2 separate regions of the Homo sapiens genome follow, and region 1 is linked to region 2. Evidence: chromatin loops called from intact Hi-C (ENCODE). Cell type or tissue: gastrocnemius medialis. All regions are shown on one strand. Each heading gives the region's core, and the rest is flanking DNA. Links, peaks and the distances in the headings are about the cores only. Region 1 has its middle 57 kb from the start of USP44. Region 2 overlaps NTN4 (netrin 4).

Region 1 (8,129 bases), core at 1,323-6,322, 180 kb before region 2:
CAGGCGTGAGCCACTGTGCCCAGCAGTAGTTACTTAATAAAAGCTTGATGTCGATGCAGTTAATGGAATGTGCAACTCAAACTGACTTTAAAAATGAGGAAGTCTGCCAGGCGCAGTGGCTCACGCCTGTAATCCCAGCACTTTGGGAGGCCAAGGCGGGCAGATCACGAGGTCAGGAGTTTGAGACCAGCCTGACCAACATGGTGAAACCCCGTCTCTACTAAAAATGAAAAAATTAACTGGGCATGGTGGCAGGCACCTGTAATCCCAGCTACTCAGGAGGCTGAGACAGGAGAATCTCTTGAACCCGGGAGGCACATGTTACAGTGAGCCGAGATGGCACCACTGCACTCCAGCCTGGGTGACAGAACAAGACTCTGTCTCTAAAAAATAAATAAAATAAGAAGGATGTAGTTTCCAATACTGACCCAGATGCTGCTATAGAGAATAATGGACACAAAAGATCCTCCCAGACAACAGAATTGGGGGTGATCATGTGGGTCAACCAAGGAACTTACTCTCTGCCAGGACAGGGAATCTTTGCAGCTTCTGCTCATTAGGATTTTACAGTTGCTGAGGATGAGTGACAGCTGTATGTTTCCCATTCTTCCCTTGTCTGACCTGGAGTTTTACTTGTGGTTATCCTGTCTTTGTCACAGAAGTGGAGAGTGGATGTTTAGTAGATGAGTCACTTCTCCAAAAGGAACCACATCCAAACTCGATGGAGAGGTCTTGGACTCTGCGAGGTAACTGGGTAGGACTTTGGATTGGTTTCCTTGGGAAGGAGATGAATGTGTTCTTATGTCTCAGAAGGGTATGCATTGATTCTTGGGTGGCCAGAAAGGTGGTCTATAGAACCTGCTAATTGGCCTCTGATATCCGTTCTCTCAATCTCTCTCTCTCTCTCTTTTTTTTTTTTTTAATTTGAGACAGTCTTGCTGTGTTGCCTAGGCTGGAGTGCAGTGGTGTGATCGTGGCTCAGTGCAACCTCTGCCTCCTGGGTTCAAGGGATTCTCATGTCTCAGCCTCCCAACTAACTGGGACTACAGGCATGTGCCACCATGCCCGCCTAATTTTTGTATTTTTAGTAGAGAGGGGGCTCACCATGTTGGCCAGGCTGATCTTGAACTCCTGGCCTCAAGTGATCTGGCCTCAGCCTCCCAAGTGCTGGGATTACAGGTGTGAGCCACTGCGCCTGGCCCCAGCTAATTTTTTAATTTTTGTAGAGGTGGGGTTTTGCCATGTTACCCAGGCTGATCTGGAACTCCTCAAGCAATCCACCCACCTCGGTCTCCTAAAGTTCTGGGATTATGGTGTGAGCCACCATGCCCAGCCAAGTAAACATTTTCTTAGAGCCAGATAGGAAATATTTTGCCATGAAAGTCATAGGGTCTCTGTCCCAGTGACTCAATTCTGACCTTGTAGCTCCAAAGCAGCCATTGACAAGACTTCTACAATGGATGTGGCCGTATTCCAGTAAAATTTTATTTGCCAAAACCGGTGCCTGCTAACTATAGTTTGTTTATCTCTGTATCTCTGCTCTGGTGGAACAATAACATTCATGAACTCTGGTTCTCTGGATGCCCTGGAAAGAGAACTGCCCTACATTCCAGATCACCTACTAACTCAGATGTCTATGTGAAGGAAAAATAAGGCGTTTTGTTTTTGTTTTTTTTTGTTTGTTTTGTTTTTTGTTTTTGACAGGATCTCACACTGTTGTCCAGGCTGGAGTGCAGTGGCAGGATCATAGCCCACCGTAGCCTCAACCTCCCTTGGCTCAGGTGATCCTCCCACCTCAGCTTCCCAAGTAGGTGGGACTACAGGCATATGCCACCATGCCTGGCTGATTTTTTATTTTAAAAATTTTTTGTAGAGACAGTGTATCACCATGTTGCCCAGGCTGGTCTTGAACTCCTGGGCTCAAGCAGTCTTCCTTTCTCAGCCTCCTCAAGTGCTGGGATTACAGGCATGAGCCACTGTGCCCAGCCTGAGAAATAAGTTTTTAACTCTTATGTAAGTCACTGTTATTTTGGATTCTGTTAAGGTGTTCAAACCAATATCGTAATGCAACTGTATCTTCTGGTGAGAAGTATCTAAATATGGATGATCACAGTTCCCTGGGAGTGTTATTACTTTATTTTAGTCACTAATCTAGTTCTAGAAAAAAGAGTGATGATTGGGAAACTCATCTTTTCAAAATCCTGTAGCAAGTCTGACATGGTACTGATGTGGCACTATATCCCTTGATTCTGAAGATGCCAGTTGGAAGCAGCAACCAAAGATAACGTTTCTTTGCTTTTGTTGTTAACCTGAAGTCATTGTAAAGAAGTTGAATGACCTCTTGACATTTAGGAGATGTTAAATGACCTCAGAGCCAGTTTTTCACTAGTAAGGATATAATAAATAACTTGAATTTCACTAAATGCAAGTTAGTTGCAGGTTCCAACCTGCAATTCTGGTTAAACATAAATATCCTAAAGGCAGTATACTTGTAAAGAAAATTTCCATATATTGCATAACGTATTCACACTTTGCCCATCATTCAAGGCATTGCATGTGCTATTGTCAACTTCCCTAACCACCTTTTAAATTTATCATCAACATAAAATTAAGAAGAATAGTGAAATTCTTTTCATATTGATGACAGTCCACTATTTTCTACAGAGCAAGATAATCAAAACAAAATAATTGGTCATTTTGAAGAAGAAATTTACTGAATGAAGCAGTTGGAAAGAATGGATTACAGTTGTTTTTGAGAAAGTTTACATTAATTGTTCACATTAAAAATATATCTTCCAAGTATCTTCTCTGCTTTCCTTAGTCGTTTTAGCAAAGGCATCTGTGTTTATTTATTTACCTAATAAGTAGTTATTCTCTAAATTCTTACCTCTAAGTTCTCTAACTTATTCTTTAAGTTCTTGTCTCTAAGAACATTTATTTACCTAATTATTTATTCATTTACCTAATGTCATCTTTTGGTCCCATAATTTTAAATAAGTGCAAAGTGATGTTTATACTGCCAGTTTGGAGTTTTGCAGTAGCAGGTGTGATTGTCTTATAAAACTCTTTTGATATAGCCAATGTCATGTTCCTTATTCGTGTGTTATTTTCGAAATGTATTCAAGGCAGCACCCCCGAGACAGCTGTGACAATAATGCCCCCCCCCCCATGACAACAGAGGAACTGTGCCAAAGCTCAGCAAAACAAAATTTACTTGGCAGGGGAGAGAGTTTAGAGGCTTTTCACAGCTCTTTGGAAATGCTAATAAGGTCTCAACCTTGAACCATGTTTGCTTTTTATCTGGGAAACCCTTTCCAGTTACAATAGCATTGATATACTAAGAGATTCCAAGTTAGGAGTTTATACAGTAGGTTTATGAGACAGGTAATCCAAAAGTCAGGTGCTCCCTCTTCGCTTGGAAGAACAGTGCATTTTGGGACATTTTAAAGCACATTGTCAACTTCTTTGGCCTTTTTTTTTTTTTTTTTTTTTTTTTTTTGAGTTGGAGTCTTTACTCTGTCGCCCAGGCTGGAGCGCAATGGCGCGATCTCGGCTCACTACTACAACCTCTGCTTCCTGGATTCAAGTGATTCTCCTGCCTCAACTTCCTGAGTAGCTGGGATTACAGGTGCGTGCCACCATGCCCAGCTAATTTTTATATTTTTAGTAGAGATGGGGTTCTACCGTGTTGGTCAGGCTGGCCTCGAACTCCTGACCTCGTGATCCACCCACCTCGGCCTCTCAAAGTGCTGGGATTACAAACGTGAGCCACCGCATCTGGCCGGCTCCTTTAACCACTACTTATAACAGGCTCACAGCCTCAAGGTTGGCAGGCTTTACCGCCAGGCGTAATGTTGTGTTAATGTGGGTGAAGTACATTTGCAATGTGCAAATAGTTGACTCACAGCTCTAATTTTGTTCTTCTGAGTAGCTCTTTTAAGCTTCCCTGCCCTTTTTGTCTTATGTTGCTTAGATGACTGGAGAAAAATATTATTATCTGATGGCTCAATTTAAAGACCCACGATTAAACCAACTGAGCTCAGCCTTCACACTCACACCTACCTTTCAATATCTGGCACTAATCTTTTAAATACCTTGTCAGAGGAATACTGTTTCCTGGGTGTGTTCAAACTAGTCATGTTGTTATGTCCCAAAAACAGTGGGATCCTTTTCAGACGAAAAACACATGAAGGCTCAAAGCCAAGCTGCTGCGTAAAAGCTTTCCCTTTCCTTCCTCTGACCCATCCTCTTTGGAATAATTAGATGAATGGTGCTTTTTTCTGTGATTTATCTGTGTTTTTAAAGGCAAAACTCCCATGAAGAGATGGGCTATTAAGAATTCTCACAGTTGGCTGGGCATAGTGGCTCACGCCTGTAATCCCAGCTCTTCTGGAGGCTGAGGAGGGTGGATTGCTTGAGATCAGGAGTTCAAGACCAGCCTGGCCAACATGGTGAAACTCCCGTCTCTACTAAAAATCCAAAATAGCCAGGCTTGGTGGCAGGCGTCTGTAATCCCAGCTACTCAGGAGGCTGAGGCAGGAGGATGGCTTGAACCTGGGAGGTGGAGGTTGCAGTGAGCCAAGATTTTGCCGCTGCACTCCAGCCTGGGCAATGGAGCAAGACTGTCTCAAACGGACAAACCAAAAAAGGATTCCCACAGTGAACACTTTCAACTATTTGTTTGAAAATTTTTATTCCTCTTTTGCTGTGTCTAAAAGACTAAGAATCTTGAGGAGTTATGTATAAAAAGCTCTAACTCTCCTTTTGATAATTTTTAGAGTTAGTAATTTATAGCCTAAAGAATTATATAAGGCTGGGCACAGTGGCTCACACCTGTAATCCCAGCACTTTGGGAGGCTGAGGTGGGCCGATCACTTGAGGTCAGCAGTTTGAGAACAGCCTGACCAACATGGTGAAACCCCATTTCTACAAAAAACAAAACAAAAACAAAAACAAAATTAGCCGGATATGGTGGCACATGCCTGTAATTCCAGCTACTTGGTAGGCTGAGACAGGAGGGAGGCAGAGGTTGCAGTGAGCAAAGATCGCACTACTGCACTCCAGTTTGGGCAACAAGAGTGAAACTTTGTCTCAAAAAAAAGAATATATAAGGTGACATCATTTAGTATAAACACAGATAATATAGGATCTTGGAAAATATGAGTCGTATCAGTACTTAGCAGCAATCAGGTCATTTACTAGTTATGAGTAATTGACTCAAAATGTATCTTTTTCTACAAAAGAAACATTATTATTATGAGTAGGCTGCTTAGCATGCATATTATCATTTATTTAGTACTGAATGTCATAGTGTCTTTCTTTTTATTATTCTCATGTTTCTAAAGCAATAAGAAAAACAGATGGGATAGGCCGGGCGCAGTGGCTCACGCCTGTAATCCCAGCACTTTGGGAGGCCGAGGCGGGCGGATCACGAGGTCAGGAAATTGAGACCATCCTGGCTAACACGGTGAAACCCCGTCTCTACTAAAAATACAAAAAAAATTAGCCGGGCGTGGTGTCAGGCGCCTGTAGTCCCAGCTACTTGGGAGGCTGAGGCAGGAGAATGGCGTGAACCCGGGAGGCGGAGCTTGCAGTGAGCCGAGATCGCGCCACTGCACTCATGACTGGGCAACAGAGCGAGACTCTGTCTCAAAAAAAAAAAAAAAAAAGCAGATGGGATAAAAACAACAGAAGAATATTATCCATGTGTTTATGCAAATAACATGGCTTAAACATTTTGTGATAGCTAAGTTAGTGCTCTGAATAATAATTTGTATGCACTGAGTAGTCAAAATTTAAAAATGTGGAAACTTACATTTACACTGATTTCAAATTAAATTGATTTAGGAACCAAAGTATACTTTCATGATGAAATTATTTTTTAGTGTTTCAACAACTATACCTACCGTTTTTTTCACCCTTTTCTTTTAAAATAAAAATATATGTGTGCATATGTATTTAAATAAAATAATGCTTATTATAGAAAATTTGGAAAAAAAAAAACCCTGAAATTGCATCAGATAATTACTTCTGATAATTAGAACATTTTGACATCAAAATCAGCATAAACTCACGTTTTACTATCTGCTCTTCCTCCCACCATATGTTGATATTTTATACATTTTATTATTTCTTTAAATATTATTTGCTTACATGATTTTGAAGCTTAATCAAATGAACATACCACAATTTATTAAACAAAATTTCTATTGTTGGACATTCAGATTGGGTTCAACTTTTTCTTTTTATAGTAACATTCAGCAGAACACCATTGAACATAAATCTTTGAATGCATGTTGATTATTTCCTTAGGATAAACCCCTAAATCTAAGATTACGGCGACCAGAGTTACTTCAATTTTAACTGGTGAAATAATTTAAAAATTGTTATTTTCTTCTTCTTCTTTCTTCTTTCCTTTTTTTTTTTTTTCTTTTTTGAGATGGGATTTTGCCCAGGTGCTATCTTCGCTCACTGCAACCTCTGCCTCCTGGGCTCAAGGGATTCTCTCGCTTCAGTCCCTCAAGTAGCTGGGACTGCAGGCATGTGCCACCATGCCCCAGCTAATTTTTGCATTTTATGTAGAGACGGGGTTTCACTATATTGGTCAGGCTGGTCTCCAACTCCTGAGCTCAAGTGATCTGCCCATCTTGGCCTCCCAAAGTGCTGGGATTATAGGCATGAACCACCATGCCTGGCCCCCAAAATTGTTATTTTCAAGTCTAAAATTTCTTTCAGCTTCTACATGACAGATAATTCTCCTGACAAAATAGTCTTCCTTTTTAAAAAATGTGAAAGATAGTTTTGACTTGTCCAATAAATGAAGCTTTATCAGTGGTTGTGTGTATGTGATTTTGTGAATTTTTTTTGTTTTTTTGAGACAGAGTTTCACTCTTGTTGGCCAGGCTGGAGTGCAATGGTTCACTGCAACCTCTGCCTCCCAGGTTCAAGCGATTCTCCTGCCTCAGCCTCCGAGTAGCTGGGATTACAGGCATGCACCAGCATGCCCAGCTAATTTTGTGTTTTTAGTAGAGACGGGGTTTCACCATGTTGGTCAGGCTGGTGTCGAACTCCTGACCTCAAGTGATACACCTGCCTCAGCCTCCTAAAGTGCTGGGATTACAGGTGTGAGCCACTGCACCAAGCTGATTTTGTGAATATTGCAAATGTATTTGTGGAACAAAATGGCTTGGAGTCCCTCTTAAATGAATGCCCTGTTGTTCTCATCATAGCAATCCACCTACTGCTGTAGGCTTGATGTTATCACTCCTGCCATTCGGGCAGGTGTCTGGAGGGTGGAAGTAGGGACAAAGACCTTAGAAAAGTGGTAGGGTGATGAGAGATAGATTGGGAATTAATAGCAAATCAGGAAAGAAGCAATTAAGTAAATGACGAGAATTGAGGCTGGTTAGAGTAGGTCTGAGAAGCAGAGTAGATACTTTTCTCATTTTAATGAATGCTAATCAGCTGGCCTAGTGAAAACCTCCTCCTGATATGCCAAACACAATGGCTTATGCAAACATTTGATAAAGCATTCTCAGGTGTGTTAGTCATTAAGCCATGACCTTGGGAACAGATTGCATGGCTATATTCCTCAGTCATTTACAGTACACACACAGGTCCATAAATGCAGCTGTGTGAATATAATTAATTACTAACAATTCTTATTTTAGAAGTGGTAGTATCTTGAGAGTAATCCATAGGTAGTGGACAAGAAATAATTAAAAGCTGTTCTGCATTGAGCCTAGCCAGAAGCTCTAAAAGCTATTGTGCTATACTGTCGGAAAAAGGGGAGTTTAATTAATTAATTAATTCATTTATTTATCTTTCTTTTTTTTGAGATGGAGTTTTGCTCTTGTTGCCCAGGCTGGAGTGCAACGGTGTGATCTTGGCTCACCGCAACCTCAGCCTCCTGGGTTCAAGTGATTCTCCTGCCTCAGCCTCCCGAGTAGCTGGGATTACAGGCATGCACCACCACACCCAGCTAATTTTGTATTTTGAGTAGAGGTGGGGTTTCTCCATGTTGGTCAGGCTGGTCTTGAACTCCTGACCTCAGGTGATCCGCCCGCCTCAGCCTCCCAAAGTGCTGGGATTGGGAGTTTTCTTTAAAAGCGATAAAGGACAAGCCCACT
Region 2 (5,000 bases), core at 1-5,000:
AAATAAAACTGACATGAGCCTTACCCTCTTTAATAATCCTTTACTTTTTTTTTTTCTTTTTTTTGAGACAGAGTCTCACTCTGTCGCCCAGGCTGAGGTGCAGGGGCGTGATCTCGGGTCACTGCAACCTCCGCCTCCCAGGTTCAAGCAATTCTCGTGCCTCAGCTTCCCGAGTAGCTGGGATTACAGGTGTGTGCCACCACACCTGGCTAACTTTTTTGTATTTTTAGCAGAGACAGGGTTTCACCATGTTGGCCAGGCTGGTCTTGAACTCCTGACCTTAGGTGATCTGCCTGCCTCCCAAAGTGCTGGGATTACAGGCGTGAGCCACTGTACCCAGCCTAATAATCCTTTTCTATTCAAAGATTACTTTGAGACCCAGCTACTCCCTCTGTTCTTGGCTTCTCTGTACTGCTGACTCTGACTTTACAGTCCTGCCTTTGAATGGTACATTTTCATAATGCCCTGGAGAAAAATTTTAAAAATCTGTGTGCTTTGGTTGGTTGCTATCCAATTTTGAATAGAGTTCTTTTAATAGAGAGTTAATAGAGCAGGGAGCAAGTCGTGCTCCCTTCTAAGGAGACAGTAACTACATCCCTTTAGAGTTACTTTTGGGCCACACTGGAACAGATGCTGTTTCCTAACAGTGATCATCGCAATTCCAGTGTCATGAGGCCTGACTGTGTGGCATCTAAGACGGTTTGCTACATCTCCCCACTTCCTTGTGTTTGCTGTATCCAGAGGTAATCTGAGAGTGCTTCTTTTACATCCTGAAAAAGCCTAATTAACCTATCATTTTTAGCCTCAAGGTTATTATTATTGACTGCTCCAACTAATAGGAGGCTAAGCTCCCAATGGACAGAGTCCTGATATCCAGGGATGCCTAGCCCCAGGCCTGTCTGTGCCTTTCACCAGAGTTTTGGGAGCACTTAAACCTCCACCCCAGCATTTCCCACGCTGCGCTCTGTGGATCATTAGGGTCCTGAAAGATAGTAACGAATTCTGCAAAAAGAGGGTTTCATAGCCAAGTAAGTGCAGGAATGTCACATCCTAAATCTCCCATTTGGGGATACAGGGTACATAATGAGAATATTAATGTATTTATAAATGTTTCAATTTGTTAAACCAAGTCAGTGTTTCCCAGCCTAAGTTAACAATGCTATCTTTTATTCTCAGTATACCACTGCCATCTCAGAGGACATTACTGCTCAGGAGAAAACTGTTTGGCAAATTCCATTTTACCTTCATGTCATCTCCAAATGAATAGCAGCAAATGGCTTTAAGAGAGTGAGAGAGGAGGGAGATATAAGATATTCCCCACCAGTAGTTCTTGAGGGTCACAAATAGAGGGAGAGAACTTGATTTTATGGAACAAATACTAGACTTCAGGTCAGAAGACTTGTGACTTAGTCCTAGCTCTGTCACGTAACTAATGGTATGTTGTTGGGCAAATCATTTTAGCTCAAGCCTCAATCTCATCTCCCAGGAAGGAGACACGTTTTAGGATAGCCATACCCCATTCTTTGAAAGAGCTGGGCAGTTTAGGAAGTTTCTATATAGCAGGTTTAATGTCTATTTAAAAAGTGTTCTTCTGGGTGAATTTTTGGGCCCATGTTTTTGAAGTCCTCTTTCAGATGACTGGTGCCTTCCACTCTGTTGATGGAGGTGGCTGACTCTTTAGACATGAAGCTCCAGGCTCTCAAAACCCAAAGCAGTATTTCTGAATGAACATTGGAAACAAATTGAGTCTGGCATATATTTATGTTAGCCTAATTAATAGGATAATACCTAGAGAAGTCTTAAGCCTTATATAGAATGGAGGAAAATATAGGTCTATAATATTGCAAATAAGCCATAAATGAAATTTGAGACTTCTTATTTTTAAACTAGATTGACTAGCTTCTTTTTCTGAGCACACAATTTTCAAAGATGGAAATTGGTGACATGGAGTTGAAACTGCGAAATAAATTTGTAGTACTGCACTGATTTATATATATTCTAACATGACAGGGGAGAGGAAGGCAATAATCACTTCTGGGGAGGCTTCCTGTAGTCCTTGAGTTAGAGAAAGACTCTTCCATTCTTTAACTCAGGAGAGAAAGATTAGTTCTCAAACCTGTCCTCTGTAAAGAAGAAATTCTATAATGACTTCTTTACACTTTACACTTGCAAATAATGCTCTAGAGGGAACTAGGTCACACTTGATGCTTTTCTCACCATTAAAATATGTCTGCTGAGGCCGGGCGCAGTGACTCACACCTGTAATCCCAGCACTTTGGCAGGCCGAGGAGGGCGGATCACTAGGTCAGGAGTTCAAGACCAGCCTGGCCAAAATAGTGAAACCCCATGTCTACTAAAAATACAAAAAAAAGCTGGATGTGGTGGTGTGCACCTGTAATCCCAGGTACTCAGGAGGCTGAGGCAGGAGAATTGCTTGAATCTAGGAAGCGGAGGCTTCAGTGAGCCAAGATTGTGCCACTGCACTCCAGCCTGGGTGACAGAGCGGGACTCAGTCTCAAAAAAAAAAAGTCTGCTAAAATAACAACTACAATTAAAAACACTTATGAACTAGGTTTAGAAGGTATCTGTACACTGAAATAACTTACATAAATGTTAGTCTCTATCTGCTTGGAATTTGATATAAACATTGATGACAATAAATAGTTGGTTTTAAAAAAGACAAGACTGTATTTCCATATAGGTTAGTTCAAAGTTACTGTAGTCATCTCCAAATAATTGCTGGACTGTTGCAATAAATTTGCAATAAATTCAACGTGATATTTGCTAAATGAGCATGCCTGCCATCTGGTTACTCAGACTGTATTTTTGCAATTTCATAGATAAACAAGGCCCAGTAGAGATTACTATAGTCATCTTTAAATAATTGCTGGACTGTGGCAATAAATTTGCAATAAATTCAATGTGATATTTGCTAAATGAGCATGCCTGCCATCTGGTTACTAAAACTGTATTTTTTCAACTTCATAGATACACAAGGCCCAGTAGCACTGAGATGTAAGGAGCCAATATGAGCCTGAGGATCAATTCCAAAGCAATTTGAGAGTTCAAGCCATTCATTTGTTTTCAGCACAAAGTGTTCTCCACATAACAAAACAATGAGACTAACTTATCTGTCTCTTTCCTGTCGTGGTATCTTTAAAAATGTCCATCATGACAGGTTGCAAATGGGCTTACAATATTCAGCCAACTTTGGGGACCATGAAGAATGGAAAACAGTCAGTGTGCTGCTTGCACCATGTCCTACTTGGTTCTGGTGCCAGCAGCACTATTCTTGCTGGTCTCTTCAAGGTGCACACAGAAGAAGCGGCTGAATGACATGGCAAAAGTCTCCATGTATCTATGGAAGTGGGGAAAGGAGGCCCCAAACCAACCTTTTCATCAGGCCCCTGGCAAGCACCTCCCCATACCACACCAAAAGCAGAATTAGTAGCGTTGAATACAGTGCCTGAGGGGGTCAATACATGCTGATTATACACAACTACCTGGGAAGTCTGAGAATAGTTATATAAAGGATGCTAGAAGAGTGCTTACCCTAGTTTCTGTAGCCATGGTGATCCATGTATTGGATATATGCCTAATCGTCCAGGCTGTCTCAACCTCGGTACATTGACATTTTGAGCTAGATAATTTTTGGTTGGGGATGGGGTGGGGAACGCTATTTTGTGCATCGTCTGAGGTTTAGCATCATCTCTGGCCTCCACCCACTAGATGCCAGTGGTGTTCCTCCCCCTAGCAAAAATGTCTCCAGATATTTCCAAGTGTCCCAATGTCCCCAGGGAAGAGGAGCCAAAAATCACCCCTAGTTGAAAGCCACTTATCTAGTCTGTATATTCATGACATGGACCAGAATTAGAATGATTATACTCTCCTCTCTTTTTCCTGAATCAGTATTTCTTCATCTACTTATTGAAGTATTATATTCTCTTAATCTGCTTTTATTCAGTTTTCTCTGTTCTCATACACCTGAGGGTTGGGGGGAGCCTTTCAAGGTATTGCCACATAAGTTAAGAAGAGCTAAAAAGAGACCTGTTTCTCCCTTAGGAGAAAGGAATATTAAAGAGAAAACATTCCACATAGAAATTGGATCAGTAGCTAATGAGGCTGTTTTGCAGAATGAGTTTAAGATGGCCTAAGCTGAAATTCATGTGTCTGTGAGCCCAGAAGAACCTTTGTATGTTAAAAGAAACTACTTTCATTTGTTTGCTACTGTCATACAAAAGTATCCTTCTGTCAAACAGATTTTTTTTTCTTTCTTGGCTTTGTTTTTATTTACTTCCTATTTATATTAACACTATCAGGAAGATACCCGTGTGGGCTCCAGGAACAGACTGTCTCAGTAACTCTTCCCCCTTCAGAAGCACAGTAAGTAGTCCCGAGAACTGAAGCAATGAGGAGCCTCTAGAGTGATGATTTGTGTCTGCTCTTTTTTATATGTGAAAAATTTGAATCTTAGAATACTGACTTAAACCCAGCCAGTGGGCAATCTGCTTGAAAATGACTACACATTCATATGTAAGGGTAAGAAATAATTTATGACAAATAAATCTCATGAAAAATTCTAATTTCATTCATGTTGCTACAAGTATAGCTTCATGCTTTAAAAAAAAATGCGGGCTGGTAACATTTTTCTATCTTACTTACAGTGTAGAGTTAAACAGGTGCCCTTACCTCTCCTCCAGTGCATGGAAAAGGACTGGAGTATTTAGAAGTACAAATAGCGCCCTTCTTGACAACATCATCTTCCAGGCCAAATGTAGCGGAGCAGTTAGTCGCAAAGTACTTATAAGGCTTCCATGTTTTCCCAAAGTCCTGGGAGCGGTCCAGCACCATGGCAGCCGGCCTGGGGGACTTGAACATCACAATTAGGTGAGTGAAGTAGAATTCAGCTTCCAGGTCTAACTGGATCTTTTCTCTGTGCACATCCTCCGCAGACTGCCACCATGTGCGAGGAAACCGGAAGGATGAGTCTGCCATGGCAG

The links. A loop is a pair of places that touch in the nucleus more often than their neighbours do. Peaks named below come from ENCODE experiments on the same cell type or tissue, not always from the same donor. Only the 100,000 strongest peaks of a DNase experiment are listed, where the experiment ranks them.
Region 1: a loop joins it to region 2, with 1.9 times the contacts of the local background. A loop is called at or near these places in 5 of 110 quality-filtered maps.

Annotation. Positions count from the first base shown.
Region 1 is chr12:95,604,611-95,612,739 of GRCh38, forward strand. No RefSeq gene overlaps it. Among named protein-coding and RNA genes, the nearest start is that of USP44, 57 kb to the left of the region's middle. RefSeq lists enhancers at 6,554-7,122, 7,123-7,691. In gastrocnemius medialis, for the core only: no CTCF peak of the experiment used is centred there; DNase peaks (open chromatin) are centred at 3,811 and 4,231; H3K27ac peaks cover 2,429 bases.
Region 2 is chr12:95,782,250-95,787,249 of GRCh38, forward strand. NTN4 (netrin 4) reads right to left here. Exons shown (of 10, transcript NM_021229.4): 2 at 4,690-5,000. Among named protein-coding and RNA genes, the nearest start is that of NTN4, 6.0 kb to the right of the region's middle. In gastrocnemius medialis, for the core only: no CTCF peak of the experiment used is centred there; a DNase peak (open chromatin) is centred at 2,262.